Linked DNA regions of Homo sapiens: regions 2 and 3 are each linked to region 1. A link is a contact called in ENCODE Hi-C or POLR2A ChIA-PET data. All regions are on one chromosome and are shown on one strand. The core of a region is the stretch at or near the end of the contact, and the rest is flanking DNA. Distances in the headings are between cores, read along the strand shown.

The links. Hi-C counts contacts between places; a loop is a spot of excess contacts on that map. ChIA-PET counts read pairs that join two places held with the same protein, here RNA polymerase II (POLR2A). Pooled maps may share reads with other maps.
Region 2: a map of B cell shows a loop between it and region 1 (30-fold over the local background). The contact joins two enhancer-like sites. A Hi-C loop is called at or near these places in 28 of 168 maps with a recorded cell type or tissue (B cell, CD14-positive monocyte, CD8-positive, alpha-beta T cell and 20 more), 36 of 37 single-sample maps with no recorded cell type and 21 of 50 pooled maps. POLR2A ChIA-PET finds 5 or more read pairs at or near these places in 2 of 52 experiments (activated T-cell and activated naive CD4-positive, alpha-beta T cell).
Region 3: a pooled map shows a loop between it and region 1 (2.3-fold over the local background). The contact joins two enhancer-like sites. A Hi-C loop is called at or near these places in 1 of 168 maps with a recorded cell type or tissue (Ramos) and 4 of 50 pooled maps. POLR2A ChIA-PET finds 5 or more read pairs at or near these places in 1 of 52 experiments (activated CD8-positive, alpha-beta memory T cell).

Annotation. Positions count from the first base shown.
Region 1 is chr17:27,378,168-27,382,792 of GRCh38, forward strand. No RefSeq gene overlaps it. Among named protein-coding and RNA genes, the nearest start is that of LINC03146, 48 kb to the left of the region's middle. Within about 2 kb of position 2,169, at least 14 of the 41 ENCODE cell types and tissues checked have a DNase peak (open chromatin) inside an H3K27ac peak, as active enhancers do.
Region 2 is chr17:27,597,671-27,602,295 of GRCh38, forward strand. It overlaps KSR1 (kinase suppressor of ras 1), which reads left to right. Exons shown (of 21, transcript NM_001394583.1): 11 at 3,690-3,731. Among named protein-coding and RNA genes, the nearest start is that of LGALS9, 31 kb to the right of the region's middle. Within about 2 kb of position 2,346, at least 6 of the 41 ENCODE cell types and tissues checked have a DNase peak (open chromatin) inside an H3K27ac peak, as active enhancers do.
Region 3 is chr17:27,524,959-27,529,583 of GRCh38, forward strand. The region is part of intron 1 of KSR1 (kinase suppressor of ras 1); the gene reads left to right. It also overlaps the pseudogene MSANTD3P1. Among named protein-coding and RNA genes, the nearest start is that of KSR1, 71 kb to the left of the region's middle. Within about 2 kb of position 1,898, at least 6 of the 41 ENCODE cell types and tissues checked have a DNase peak (open chromatin) inside an H3K27ac peak, as active enhancers do.

The DNA.
Region 1 (4,625 bases), core at 919-3,418:
TCTGTCACACAGGCTGGAGTACATCGGCACGATCATGGCTCACTGTAGTAACCTCAAACTCCCGGGCTCAAGTGATCCTCCCAGCTCAGCCTCCCGAGTAGCTGGGACTATAGGCTTTCACCACCATACTTGGCTAATTTTTTCTATTTTTTTCGTAGAGATAGGTCTCACTTTGTTGCCCAGGCTGGTCTCGAACTCTTGGGCTCAAGCACTTCACCTTCCTCAGCCTCCCAAATTGCTGGGATTATAGGCGTGAGGCACCATGCCCAGCCTCATTTTCATATATTAAAAATATTTAAAAATTTCTCCTGAGACTTCTTCTTTGACCTGTGTGTTACTTAGAAGTGTGTTGTTTAATCTCCAAACATTTTGGGATTTTCCAGCTATCTTGCTGTTACTGATTTCTAGTTTAGTTCTGTTGTGTTTTGAGAACATATTTATACAGGAACAGGATTCTATCCTGGACATTGTTCATGTTACGCTGTAGAGGCTCTGGTTTCTGTTAGTCCTCCGAAACATGTTGATTTCTTTCTTTTTATTAGGCAATTAACTTCAAACTCTGCTCTTCGGTGGCAGCTCAAACCTCAGTTCAGTTATTTTCCTCTGCTAAAGTATTTTTCATGCATGTGTGGTTCAGGGAGCAGTGAGAGATTTGGGCAGAGTTTACAGATGGGATCTGGAGCCACCCCCTTTCCGAGCCTTTCCTTTATGGCACTCCCCACTTCACTTTCCAGTGGCTGTGGTTGCTCTAAACTTTGTACTCTGATTCTTTAGGCCAGAAAGACCGCAGGTTCCCCAAGTGTGCTCTGCTGACTGCAGCGCACCTTCAAGATCAAAGCCAGAAAAACAGATAACTCACCATATGTCATGCCCTTCTTCCAAGTGTTGACTCCCAGCCAGGGCCTACTTGCTTTTATTCACTCTTCAGTGCCTCGCGTTGGTTTTGGGTTTGTTTTGCTTTTTCGTTTTGTTTTGTTTTTGTATTTTGTCAACACTTTCTATCTGTGGGATGGTCAATTCAGTAGGATCTTAGTTCTCGTGGAAGAGAAATCCCCCAACCCAAGTCATAGAAAGGTAACGTCACTGACCTGTGGCCACTCAGCTAGCAAATTGAACGGGTATTCCAACCCAGGACTAAGCAACACCAGTCTCCTCCGCCCCCAACCCCACATACTTTTTATTATGTGGATCTGTCTTCCATCTCTTATTTGTCAAAAGTCCCAGAACTACTTACTCTGACTTTTCTCTTTGCATAAAATCCATCCAGATTTAGGAAGAAGTTTTATTTATTGCCTTTTGTGCATTGTCTCTCCTGTGAAAGGATGATGATTAAAGTGCCTCGGCTTTGAAGTTAAAAATACCTGTGTTCAAATCCTGCCTCTGATATATATGTGATCTTGGACAGGTCGTTCCAGTTTCCTTATCTGTAAAATGGGGGAAACAATAGTATTGACCTCAAAAAATGGTGGTGAAGATTAAATGAGATATTTCACATGAAGCTCAAAGAACGGTGACTGACCTCCAGTAAGCAGTCAATAAATGAGACCTCAGGGGTTTTTCCTACTCTGAGGTAGGGGAGTACTCACAGTGGGATGCTCCATCAGATATTTTTCCAAGAGGAGGGTACATCAGGGGCCTGAGCCCAGGACACTGTTTGAGAGGCTGGTCCTCTTGGGATGCCAGCCTTATTAAGCTGGGGCTGCTGTCATGTCAAATGGAGTAGCACAGGAGCCTAGAGTGGTCCATGTTTTTCGGGGAAAGAAACCCAAGCCCAGAGAGATTCAGCTCCCATCTGAGATCTGTGCAGAGCTGGGAGTGCAGCCCAGCTCCCCTGAGCTCTGCTTCCAAAATCAATGGTATTTTTCTTCTGTTGAATGCCCATGTTCCTCACCGGGGGAGCTTCGGGTGCAGGGCCTGGGCGCAGGGTGGGTGTGGGTGGCTCTCAGAGGCCAGGGGGCCCAAGAGGAGGAGCTGTGAGTACTGCCATCACAGAAGGTGGATGAGGAGGAGATTTCTGTTTTATTTTTCTCCAGCAGGCTGGAACGATTTCTAGAAGGAACACAAAGAGAGGCGGAGAAGCCACTGAAGAAAGAAAGAAAGGAGTAGAGGCTGGGAGCAGGGGGCGGCGTGGGGAATGCAAAGGAGGAAGAGGGGAGTGGCTGCTGCTGGCCGGAGCCGGCGTCTCTGGTTTTGGTCTGGCCGTGGGCCAGCAGGCAGCGGACAGCACAGCACGACGGGCTTGGAGAGCTGGCAGGGCGCTGCGACAGAAAGAGGACGCCGGTCAGGGTGCTGGGGGAGGGGACCCTCTGCCCACCCAACCCCGCCTGGCCAAGGAAATGTCCGTGTAGTGAGCAGTGACCACATGATGCCCTTTCACCCGCCTCACATGTTTAATTAAAAAAACAGAAAAACAACCTCCTTCTAGACAGTCTTATGGTCTCTGTTTTTAGATGGTGTCACAAGGCTCAGAGAGGGTAAATGAAGAGCCCGAGGTCACCCAGCTTGTAGGTAGCAGAGCGGGGATGCTCCTCACCCTGCACGGAGCAGCCTGTAGCATCATAAGCTGTTGCTTGCCCTGACGTGGGGAGCCAGGGGGATGGCGGACTTCTCAGGTTCGTTTCTCTGCCCACACCTGGCAGGCTGTCCCTGAAAGCTGTCCTCTTTCATCATTTATTCAGCCATTCATCCATTCATTCCTGAGCATTCGAGGCTGCGTGCTGAACCCTGGGGGACCACAGTGAACAAGCTAGATACCACCCTTCCTGCGAAGAGCTCGAGGCCAGTGGGGGTCCCTAAGGAGAGCCGGGAACATCAAACCTGCGGATTGGGAGTAAATATTAAATCCAGTTCCTCTCCCCGATTTACATGCACACACACGCACCCGCACAGTCCCTTCATCTTCTGAGTGTCATGGGAACGGGGACTTCTAGCCCTCGGCGGTGGCCAGCAGCACTGGCAGCCGCCCAGCCGCAAGGGGACGCTGTGAGGGCAGCGAGCAGGATTCCCTAGGCCCTCGCCCCCTGGTGGCGGCAGCGGCTCCTGCTCTGCTCACCACGCCCCTCGGTGATTTCTGGCCCTCCCCCGCCCCGGTTGAGCCTCTTGGGGGCCTCTTGGGTCACCACTTCTCTCCCTTCCTGTTCCAGCCCTGTGGGGAGGGCCTGTTGGCCTTCACCTAGGCCATGCCCTGGTGTTGCCACAAAGCGCCTTGGAGGCCGTATCTCACCAGCCGGCAGGAGGTCCCTGCATCAGGCCTGGGCCTCAGACACATTCTCTCCTGTGATCCTCTAGCCAGCCTCTCCCCCGTCCCCCCTTCTGATGAGCCAAAGGTTCTGCGCCATGCATGCTCAAGCTGGGACTGCCGCTGTCCTGGACAGAGACCAGCTCTAAATCAGGCAATTTAGAGCCAGGCGTGGTGGCCTGCGCCTATGGTCCCAGCACTTTGGGAGGCCCAGGCAGGAGGATTGCTAGAGCCCAGTAGTTCAACCAGCCTGGGCAACATGGGGAGAACCTGTCCTACAAAAATGAAAATAAAAATATTAGCCAGGCGTGGTGGCCAGCACCTGTAGTTCCAGTTACTCGGGAAGCTGAGATGGGAGGATTGCTGGAGCCTGGGAGTTGGAGGCTGCAGTTAGCCGAGATTGCACCGCTGCACACCAGCTTGGGCAACCAAGCAAGATCCTATCTCAAAAAATAGACAAATTTTAAAAATCAGGCAGTTTAGGTGAGACTCAACTGCCAGTCAGCTGAACTTGAAGCTAAGGCTGTCTTCCTCAAGTTGATCTCTTTTCTGAATGGCAAATCCTGGGGAAAGCAAGGGAGCAGTGGATTTGGATCTTTTAGCCTTCTGCGGTCCAGGGATCCGAGTTTAGGGGAGGTAAAAGGAAGACAGCAGACGCAGCAATTGCATGCCAGGCACTGTGCTGCTGGAGCTCCTCAAACGGTTTCTCAGTCCTGACAATGACTCTACAGTGGGACTTATTTTCTGTCTTTTACAGAGGAATAAATGGAAACTCAGAGAGGTTAAGTAACTTGCCCAAGGGCACACAGCTAGGAAGTGGCAGATGTGGGATTCCAGCATCAGCTCCTGCCCCTCACCACATTGCAGTGGCTTCTGGTTCTCCCGTCCCACTCTCTGCACTCTACAGACAGCACCGTGCCCTCCTCCTCCCTGTCTCCATGCTATTGGACATTCCTCCTCATCTTCTCCTCCACTTCCCTGCAGACAGTCAGGGCCACCTTGCCCCTTAGTACTAGTGAGGGTTTGAAAGAGAAGCACAGCACATTGGGGCCACCAACAGGCTAGGACTCTATGGTCTAGGTGACTGCAAAACAGAGCTATCTGGATAGATGAAATGACCTCTCCCTGAACCACATGGCCCGAGCTCCAGACCAGAAATGAGCTACCGATGCTTGAGAGAGAGCCAGGCACAGAGAAAAAAAGCTAGAGGGATGCTTTGGAAGATGAGATGCTCTGATGGGTGCCAGGGGCTTCGCATGTGATTGGGAGGCCAGATTTCTCACCACCCATTTAGCCTCAGACACAGGCTGCTTTCAGCCAGTGTTATAAGTAGCTGGGAATATAAAAGTTGGGCAGGGAGAGCAGAATCCAGCTTGGTCCTGGGCTG
Region 2 (4,625 bases), core at 1,096-3,595, 220 kb after region 1:
TAAGTGGCAGAATGGAGATCAAACCCAAGTCTGTCTGACATAACATAATCCTCGCACTGCCCTCCTCTTCATGGGGTGGCCTCTCCTGGGCAGTGCTCACTTTCTCGGGACTGGCTTCTGAGCTCCCAGGAGGCATGGCCAGCAACACAGGGAGCTAGAAGGCCTCAGGGAGGGAATCTGGGGTCCTGCTGCTTCCCACTCGTGATCTGGGTAAGCTCCTTCAAGGAGACCTCTCGTTCCCTTTATAAGATAGGTGACCATGTAAAGTTGGAATTAGGTTGTTCCCATTGTGTGGATGAAGACACTGAGTCCCACAGGAGTTTAAAGCAGAGTAGACCTGAGCCAGAGCTGACCTCCAGCTCCACCCCAGCCCACTGCCTGGTGTCTGTGGGGAGAGGTCAGGATTCCAGCCTCTCCTGCCCTCAGCTGCTGGCCTGGGGGTGTCTGCCTCTCCAAGCAGCAGAGTGAAGCCCACCTGCCCATTTTGGGACTGAGCTGCTGCCTCGGCCTCCCTGGCAGCTCCTCAGAGTCAGTCTCAGCCTTCAGTTTATTACAGTTCGCAGTCCCAGAGGAAGGAAGGTGACTGTGACACTCCTGTTTGCTCTGGACCCAGCCACAGGCCGTCTCCAGCCCATAGAGTCCAGGTCAGGCCCCTGTCTCTGGCCTCTGGAGCTCCAGGTCCATGAGGACAGGCACAGCTCTCCCTGTGCCAGGAGATCCCCAGCTGGAGCCATACCCAGCCAGCAGGAGGCCAGGGAGCTTCTCCTGGGACTTCTTTTGGGGACGGTGGAGACGGAGATCTTGTAGGAATCTCTCTCTTTGCCTTCACCTCAGCACGCACGTGGCTGGATATCTCCTGACATTCACGCGTTGTCCTGAGCACACCCCTCCCCTCCCTGCATTGAGTGATGGCCCATTTGATTAACCTCCTCTCCCATTCTGCTCTGTCTTTATTATGCTCTGAAACTGTGCCTTTTGCTAAACCTCCCAGTTTGGGTTTTTGTAAAAGCAAAGGGTGTGTTTGGAACACGGCAGTCACAGAAAAAGTTCTTTTTGCACAATCAGCCAGACCCTTGCTGCTTTCCCTGATGTCCCCAGATTGGGCCTTCATCGTCCCCTGCACAGAGGCCTCACTCTCTCCAAGATCCTGTCTCTTTGGTCGTGGCAGCACCAATGGGTCAACCCTCCCCCCAACCCCCACTGCCCGCCCGGCTGGCCCGGTGGTTCAGCTGGAGAAGGCACGCCTCCTATCGTCCCCTGCTCTGTGCTGTGCAGGGGCATTGCACTTGAACTTCAGGGGTAAACCTGGGAAAAGATTATAGTCACGTGCTGCTTCACAACGGGGAAATGTTCTGAGAGAGAGATTCCGTGATTTCATTGTTACGTGAGCATCATAGAGCGCACTTACGTAAACCCAGATGGTATAGTCCTCCACACGCCTCGGCTGTGTGGTGTAGCCTGTTGTTTCTAGACTGCAAACCTATGCAGCATGTGACTGTACTGAATATTGTAGGCAATTGTAGCACAATGCTAAATATTTGTGTATCTAAACATCTGAACACAGAAAAGCTACAGTAAATATACAGCATAAAATATTAAAAATAGGGCTGGGCACAGTGGCTTATGCCTGTAATTCCAGCATTTTGGGAGGCCGAGGTAGGCGGATCACTTGAGGCCAAGAGTTCAAGACCAGCCTGGCCAACATGGTGAAACCCCATCTCTACTAAAAATACAAAATTAGCCAAGTGTGGTGGCACATACCTGTAGTCCCAGCTACTCAGGAGGCTGAGGCATGAGAATCGCTTGAACCCAGGATGTGGAGGTTGCAGTGAGCTGAGATTGCACCACTGCACTCCAGCCTGGGTGACAGAGCAAGACTCTGTCTCTAAATCAGTCAATCAGTCAATTGTTCTTTATTTGTAGGGGACTGGAAGCTGCTCTGGAAGAATTCCTGTACACTATTGTAGACTTTATAAACACTAAACACTTAGGCTATACTAAATTTATTTTAAAATATTCTCCTCAATAATAAATTAACCTTAGCTTACAACTTTTTTACATTATAATCTTTAAACATTTTTTTTAACTTGGACTCTTTTGTAATAACACTTAGCCCAAAACAAACATATTGTATAGCTGTACAAAAACTTTTTTTTTGAATTTTTATAAGCTTTTTTCTATTTTTAAAATCCTTATTTTTTCTTTTACTTTTTAAACTTTTTTGTTAACTAAGACACACACGCTAGCCTAGGCCTGTGCAGCCTCAGGATCATCAATATCACTGTCTTCCACCTCCACATCTTGTCCCACCGGAAGGTCTTCGGGGCAGTGACATACATGGAGCTGGCATCTCCTGTGATAACAGTGCCACCTTCTGGATACCTCCTGAAGGACCTGCCTGAGGCTAGTTTACAGATAACTTTTTTTTTTTTTTTTTTTTTTTGGTAAGTAGAACAAGTATACTCTAAAATCATGATTAAAAGACTGGATGTGGTGGCTCACGCCTGTAATCCCAGCACTTTGGGAGGCCAAGGTGGGCGGATCACCTGAGATCAGGAGTTCAAGACCAGCCTGGCCAACATAGTGAAACCCCGTCTCTACTAAAAATACAAAAATTAGCCAGGCATGGTGGTGGGCTGGGTGCCTGTAATCCCAGCTATTTGGGAGGCTGAGGCAGGAGAATCGCTTGAACCCAGGAAGCAGAGGTTGCAGTGAGCTGAGATTGTGCCATTGCATTCCAGCCTGGACAACAGAGCAGGACTCTGTCTCAAAAAATAAATATATAAATAAAAAAAATTTTAAAAATGATTAAAAGTACAATATAGTAAATACATAAACCAGTAATACAGTTGTTTATTCTCATTATCAAGTAAGATGCTACCGTGCATAATCGTGCGTGCCATCCTTTTATACAGCTTGTAGTTCCGTGGATTATTTCCCGCCAGCGTCACCACAGACACGTGAGGAATGCATGGTGCTGCCCTGTTACCACAGCTACCACATCACTAGGCAAGAGGAATTTTCCCACTCCATTATAATTAGGGCCACCGTCATGTATGTGGTCCCTTGTTGACCAAAACAACATTCTGTGGCACATGACTGTATTTACACCCCCATTTGACAGTGAGACAGCTGGAGAGGTTAGCCAACTCCCTAAGGTCCCAGAGCCTAGTTATGTGGCAGAATTGAGGTTGGAACATGCTGTCAGCTTCCAGAACCCCAGTGTATCCTTTTCAGTCACCTATGAGAGAGAGAGAAAAAAATGTGGGTAGGGAGTGGTAAGGTTGAGACACTCTGGAGGTACAGGTGGGGCTCAGGGGGAGGAGGCCATTCTTCCGTACATAACACTGTTAAACTTTTCAGAATCACTGTTTCTCTCCCATTGTATTTTGCCCTTCTGGGCTCACATGCATTTCACAGAGTGCTGGTGACCGGAGACGGGGTCTTGGAATGCCCAATCCTCCAGTGCAAGCCCCTTTAGTCCTGCAGACTCCTGCCAGGGCCCATTTTCTCCCAGCTCTTTTCCTCCTTCCTGCATGGTTTGGCCTGTCCTTGCCAGGTCCATCTGGGGTAGGGCTGTCCCAGCCCAGTAACAAGTCCCTGCCTCCCAAGCCGGTACCTGCAATTCCGCTCCTCCCTCCTGCGTTGGCCGTTCTGTGTGTGTGACTCACCTCCTCTTCTGTTTAAAGCTGCCTACTTCATTCATCATAGACAGCAGTTTATCTTTCCAGGTGAGTCCTTTGCATGGTTCCATTAACTGCCCTTTGCTGTGACCCCTTCTGTCCTGCCCACCTGGGCAGGGCGCCCTCTCTCTGGGTACCTTTGGAGATACTTGAGTCTCCCTCCACCTGTTCTGAGAGCTGACTGCCCATAGAGGATGGGAAGAGGGCAGGGCAAGTGCCCTGGTGGTAGGCCTCTTACGTGAGAAGTTCTTGCTGGGAGGGACCCTGGAATCCATCCCATCCAGCCTCTTGGCACAGAGACTGCAGGCAACCTTTTCAAGGTCACACTGCTAGGAGATGGCAGAAGGACTAGAATCTGGGTTTATAGAATGGGGAGAGGACTTTTTGCTAATGCCTTATGAGCATATGTCACCGTATCCTCCCTTGCACAATGATGGGAGGATATCTTATGCACAATGTCTTAGAGAAGTAGAAACCCATTTGGGAAGGTCTGCGGGCTTCTCTTAGTGGGCTTCACCCTTCTGTGCCTTACCACACAGTGCCATCTGCTGGCCATTGCTGGAAATGCCTCCTTATTGCAGAAAGTTTAAAGGAAAACGCTTTCAGTAAGTCAATACATTGAGTCCCTTCTGCAAAAGTTGTTTTCTACACTTACTATGTACCAACCTTTTCATTCCTGCCCCTAAAGTGCTTGAGATCAGTGCTTTTTACTGTAACTGAAGGTGATGAGCATAATGGTGTTTAAAACAAAGACTGTAGCTGTTTTTTTTTTGGATTGAACAGGACTGTCTTGAAGTCACAGTATTTTGGTTACTCCAGGCTTTTCTATTCCCTAAGCCAGCTCCATTAGGGGGTTGACTTGGAGCATCTGTGAGTCCTTAGAGGACCATCCATATGGCGTTGCTCAGGTGTGTGCAGGGCAGCAGTCAGGGCCCTGAGAAC
Region 3 (4,625 bases), core at 648-3,147, 150 kb after region 1:
GAAAGAAAAAATCTTATGCCCATGAAGTTGTAAATGTCAGAGCATTGTCTCATCATTACTGAAAATGTGATCATTCTAGACACACAGAATTGTGCTCTCAGTCACCCGCATCAGTCCTTCTGTATATTTTGAGTTGCATTAATTTGCAGGCCACTTATTTAATATGAAACTGTGCCTGCTTGTTACTTGGTAGCAGACCTGGGAGCCAGGTGGCCTGGGTTCAGATTCCAGCTCCGCCTCTTACTTACTGTGTGAACTTGGACAGGGCTGTGTACAGTCAAGCAGGTTGTGCACTGCACAAGGGGGTGAAGGGTTCCTTAAATCCAGACTGCCCCTATTGCCAGGAATATGCCTTTTGTGGGTCTGTGCTGTGTCTGTGCAGAGGATGGGATGCACTCTTTCACCTTGCACAAAGGCACTGCATGGGTTGGTTCTGGCTCTGGCTTTGGGCAAGTTGCCTCTGTGCATCAGTTTCGTTGGAGAGAATAAATGAGTTACCGCATGTAATGTGCTTGGAACAGGGCCTGACACATGGCTAAGAACCATGGTAAGGATTAAATGCTGATTATATGTAGTACTGGAATGAGCTGAGCCTTCTGGGTCTCCTCTGAAGGCTTATCTTGAGTTTCCCAAAGCCTGGCATTTAGGAGAGGATACAGCTCTCCACCCCTTACAGTTTGGTCACTGAGTTTGCATTTTTTCCCAAAGGTTCCAAAGGTTTCCAGAGGTTCTCTCTAAACCTTAAGCTTTTCCAGGTTGCAGCTGCTTAATCTTCAGGCAGCTGACCTTGGTGTTCCTGGTGCCTTCTTCATCTGAAAGAGGATGAGGTAGTTGGGGCCAAGGACACCCCGGGTAGTCTAGCAAGATTTGCCCTTCAGACATTTGTGTAAATCTTCTCCCTAAACATCAAACTGGAGAAATACAGGTGTGCTATAGGGAGAATGAAAAGAGCCCTTTCCAATTTGGAACAGTTTGCGTGGAAGGTGGGGCCTTGCCCCTATGGCATCCAGATCTGTTCGGTAACTGCAACTAACTTTTCTTTTCTTTTCTTTTCTTTTCTTTTCTTTTCTTTTCTTTTCTTTTCTTTCTCTCTCTCTCTCTCTCTTTCTTTCTCTTTCTTTCTTTCTTTCTTTCTTTCTCTCTCTCTCTCTCTCTCTCTCATGGTTCTTGTATGAATTCTAATTAAGAGACATTACATTCAGAATTATAGCACTCATGGTGATAATTTTCAGAAGACTGTAACAGCTTCTTTGCCACTTAAGGGGTACAAAGGGTGCAGCTGTTTCCCTGAAGGAATTCTTAAGTTAGTGACTACTACCACTCAAATTTTCCTAGTTGTCGCTCTGTTACAGGTTACTGACCGCAAGTCCATGTTCCAGACATTCTTTGCCAACACAATTAATTACAAGAGAGCCACCCCCAAAGTCTTAGGGTGAATTGGGAAAGGGCCGGTTAAATGAGGAAGCAGGCCATTCCTTGGTAAAAGTTTGTAGTTTTTTTTCCCAATACATCTTCTCTTTATTGAGAACTTCATTTTTATCCTGTGTTCCTCCTCTGCCATCTCACACTCTCGCTCTGTCTGCTGGATTTTGGCCACAATGCACCTCATTCATTTGTATCAGTTGCAATTGTAAGATGGACATTTGTTGATCATGTTCAGTCCTCGTGCATCTTTTTTAAAGCACCTTCCTGAGAGATTTTGCTCATGTAGTTTTTATTGGCTGTTATTCTGACAGCTGAACACGAGGGTTCAGGTTGAGAGGTCCTCTCACGTGTTGGAAAACGTATGAACTCTTTCTCATCATCGCACAGTTCTCTATTTGAAACAGCAAATGATTCTTGGGCCGTGGCGTGGTATTTGGGCTCCTCCTCCGGGGGGAGGGGTGGAAGGAGTGCTCTGCAGGAAGTAGAGCTGCTCCAGCAGCATGCTGGTGATCTCCTTCCCTAGGACTTGGTTACTCAGGAGGGGGCTGACGCTCCCTTTCACCTTCTCTCTCCTTTCATGGGCCATAATTGTTTTAGTCCAAGCCTTGATGTTCTCCCAGCCCTTCTTCAGCTGTTTGAAATCCGGCAGGGACAGCTCGGCTGAGAGTTGCATTCGTGGGTCAGCGCCTGCAGGTACATTGATTGCTTAAGGGCAATAGTTCACACATCACTTTTCTTACATTCCAGCACATATTTGTACTTTTCTACTAAAATCAGCAGGGTACTCTTTTCTAGTTCTGAGAAGTATTTGGCAGGTTTTATAATTTCATTGTTTTGCATTTTCCACTATATTTCCCCTGGCCGCCAGCTATCCTGTAATCCCAGCTACTTGGGAAGTTGAGGTAGGAGGACTGCTTAAGCCCAAGAGGTCAAGGCTACAGTGAGCCATGTTTGCACCACTGCACTCCAGCCTGGATAACAAAAGGAGACACTGCAGTGGCACACCCGCCCCCCCCCCCCCCTTTTTTTTCTTTTTTGAGACAAAGTCTTGCTCTGTCACCTAGGCTAGAGTGCAATGGCGTGATCTTGGCTCACTGCAACCTCCGCCTCCTGGCGATTCTCCTGCCTCAGCCTCCCGAGTAGCTGGGACTACAGGCACCAGCCACCAAGCCTGGCTAATTTTTGTATTTTAGTAGAGATGGGGTTTTACCATGTTGGCCAGGCTGGCCTTGAACTCCTGACCTCAAGTGATCCACCCACCTTGGCCTCGCAAAGTGCTGGGATTACAGGCGTGAGCCATGCCCGGCCTGACTTCTTGTTTGGGGCACAAATCAGACTGTATAAGAATCATGAGAAAAACAATAATATCTTGGGCTTTCACCAAATGTTTTATCCTGGTCAGCAGTATCTTTAGAAGACACAAATTTTCATAGTTTCTTGATTTTAGGATATATTTCATAGTTTAATATTTCTGAAATTGGGAGGCTTTGTACGATGTCTTTAATGTAGTAATTCTTTGCTCTCCCCAAATGCTGTTATTACATTGATTATGTGTCTCATAAATGAACATCCCTACCTCTTGTGGGTCATCCAGGATGGAATTTGTTTTATTGGTCAGTAGAAAAGGCTATGACCTAATTAGTGTATCGAGTAGGTATTCTGTGTAAGTTAATGCATTTATTTTGTTTTTTATTATTTTTGAGATGAAGTCTCACTCTGTTGCCGAGGCTGGAGTGCAGTGGTGCCATCACGGCTCACTGCGACCTCTGCCTACTGGGGTTCAAGCAATTCTTGTTCCTTAGCCTCCTGAGTAGCTGGGATTACAGGTGCGTGCCACCATGCCTGGCTAATTTTTGTATTTTTAGTAGAGAGAGGGTGTCACCATGTTGGCCAGGCTGGTCTCAAACTCCTGACCTCAGGTGATCTGCCCACCTCAACCTCCCAAAGTGCTGGGATTACGGGTGTGAACCACTGTGCCTGGCCAAGTTAACACGTTTAGTCTTTAACACATTTGGTCTTTGGAAGAAACTGAAGCTCAGGAATGGATCAGTAATTTGTTAAAGGTCACACCGCTAGAAAAGAGTGGATCCAGTATGTGAGCCCAGCTCTGTCTAATCATGATGTTCAGTTCTTTCTCCTTCCCAGGAGAGACCTGTACTTCTTCACTTCTGGCTCCTGCTGTTTTTTTAAGCTGAGGATGTCCTCTTCTCTTCCTATTGAAACTCCATTTCTGGGCCAGGCATAGTGGCTCACGTCTGTAATCCCAGTGCTTTGGGAGGCTGAGAAAGGAGGATCTCTTGAGCCCAGGAGCTTGAGACCAGCCTGGGCAAGATGGTGAGACTCTGCCTCTACAAAAATTAAAATAAAAAAAGTTAGCTGGGTATAGTGGTGTTCACCTGTAACCCCAGCTACTCAGGAGGCTGAGGTGGGAGGATTGCTTGAGCCTGGGAGTGTGAGGTTGCAGTGAGCTACGGTCATGCCACTGCACTTCACCCTGGGTGACAAGAGAGACCCTGTCTCTACTGGAAAAAAAAACCACAAAAATCCCAAAACAAAACTTACACCACCTGTTCCCCAAAAACCTATTGGATAAAAAAACTCCATTTATTATTCTTTCAGTTTGGATAACATTTTATGATTATAAAAATGACACCCGTTCTTTAAAAATACAAAAAAGTAAATAATAAAACTTTCCAGTGTTTACATTTTGAGATGTTAATTTTGCTATAAAAATAGAAATTGACCTCAAAGTTGAAAAAAGAAAATTAATGCCTTAAATTAAAATAAAAAAGATATGTGAAGATCATACTGCAAATGTAGTTTTCTTACCTTGAGTTGTTAACTTTCTAGAAGATTATGGGCATTGCCTCATATGATTAAGTACACTGTTAAAAGGGACTTAAAAAAAAAAAGTTGCCTCATAGTGTTCTGTGATTGACACACCAGAATGTAGTTACCTACTTCCCCATGTTTGGCTATTTTAAGTTACACTTCCGTGAATAGGCTTATGCTTACACTTAATTGTTTCTTTAGGATAAATTCCTAGAAGTGGAGTCTGGCTCAAGGGGTGAGGGCCACCTGGTGAGGCTTCTGTTGCATCATCCTGTTTCTCTGCTGCCCTCCAGGGGGGCGATGCCGCTCCACGCTCCTGCCATGCTCCTGCCACAGCCACACTGGGGAGTCCCTCTGCCAATGTTGCC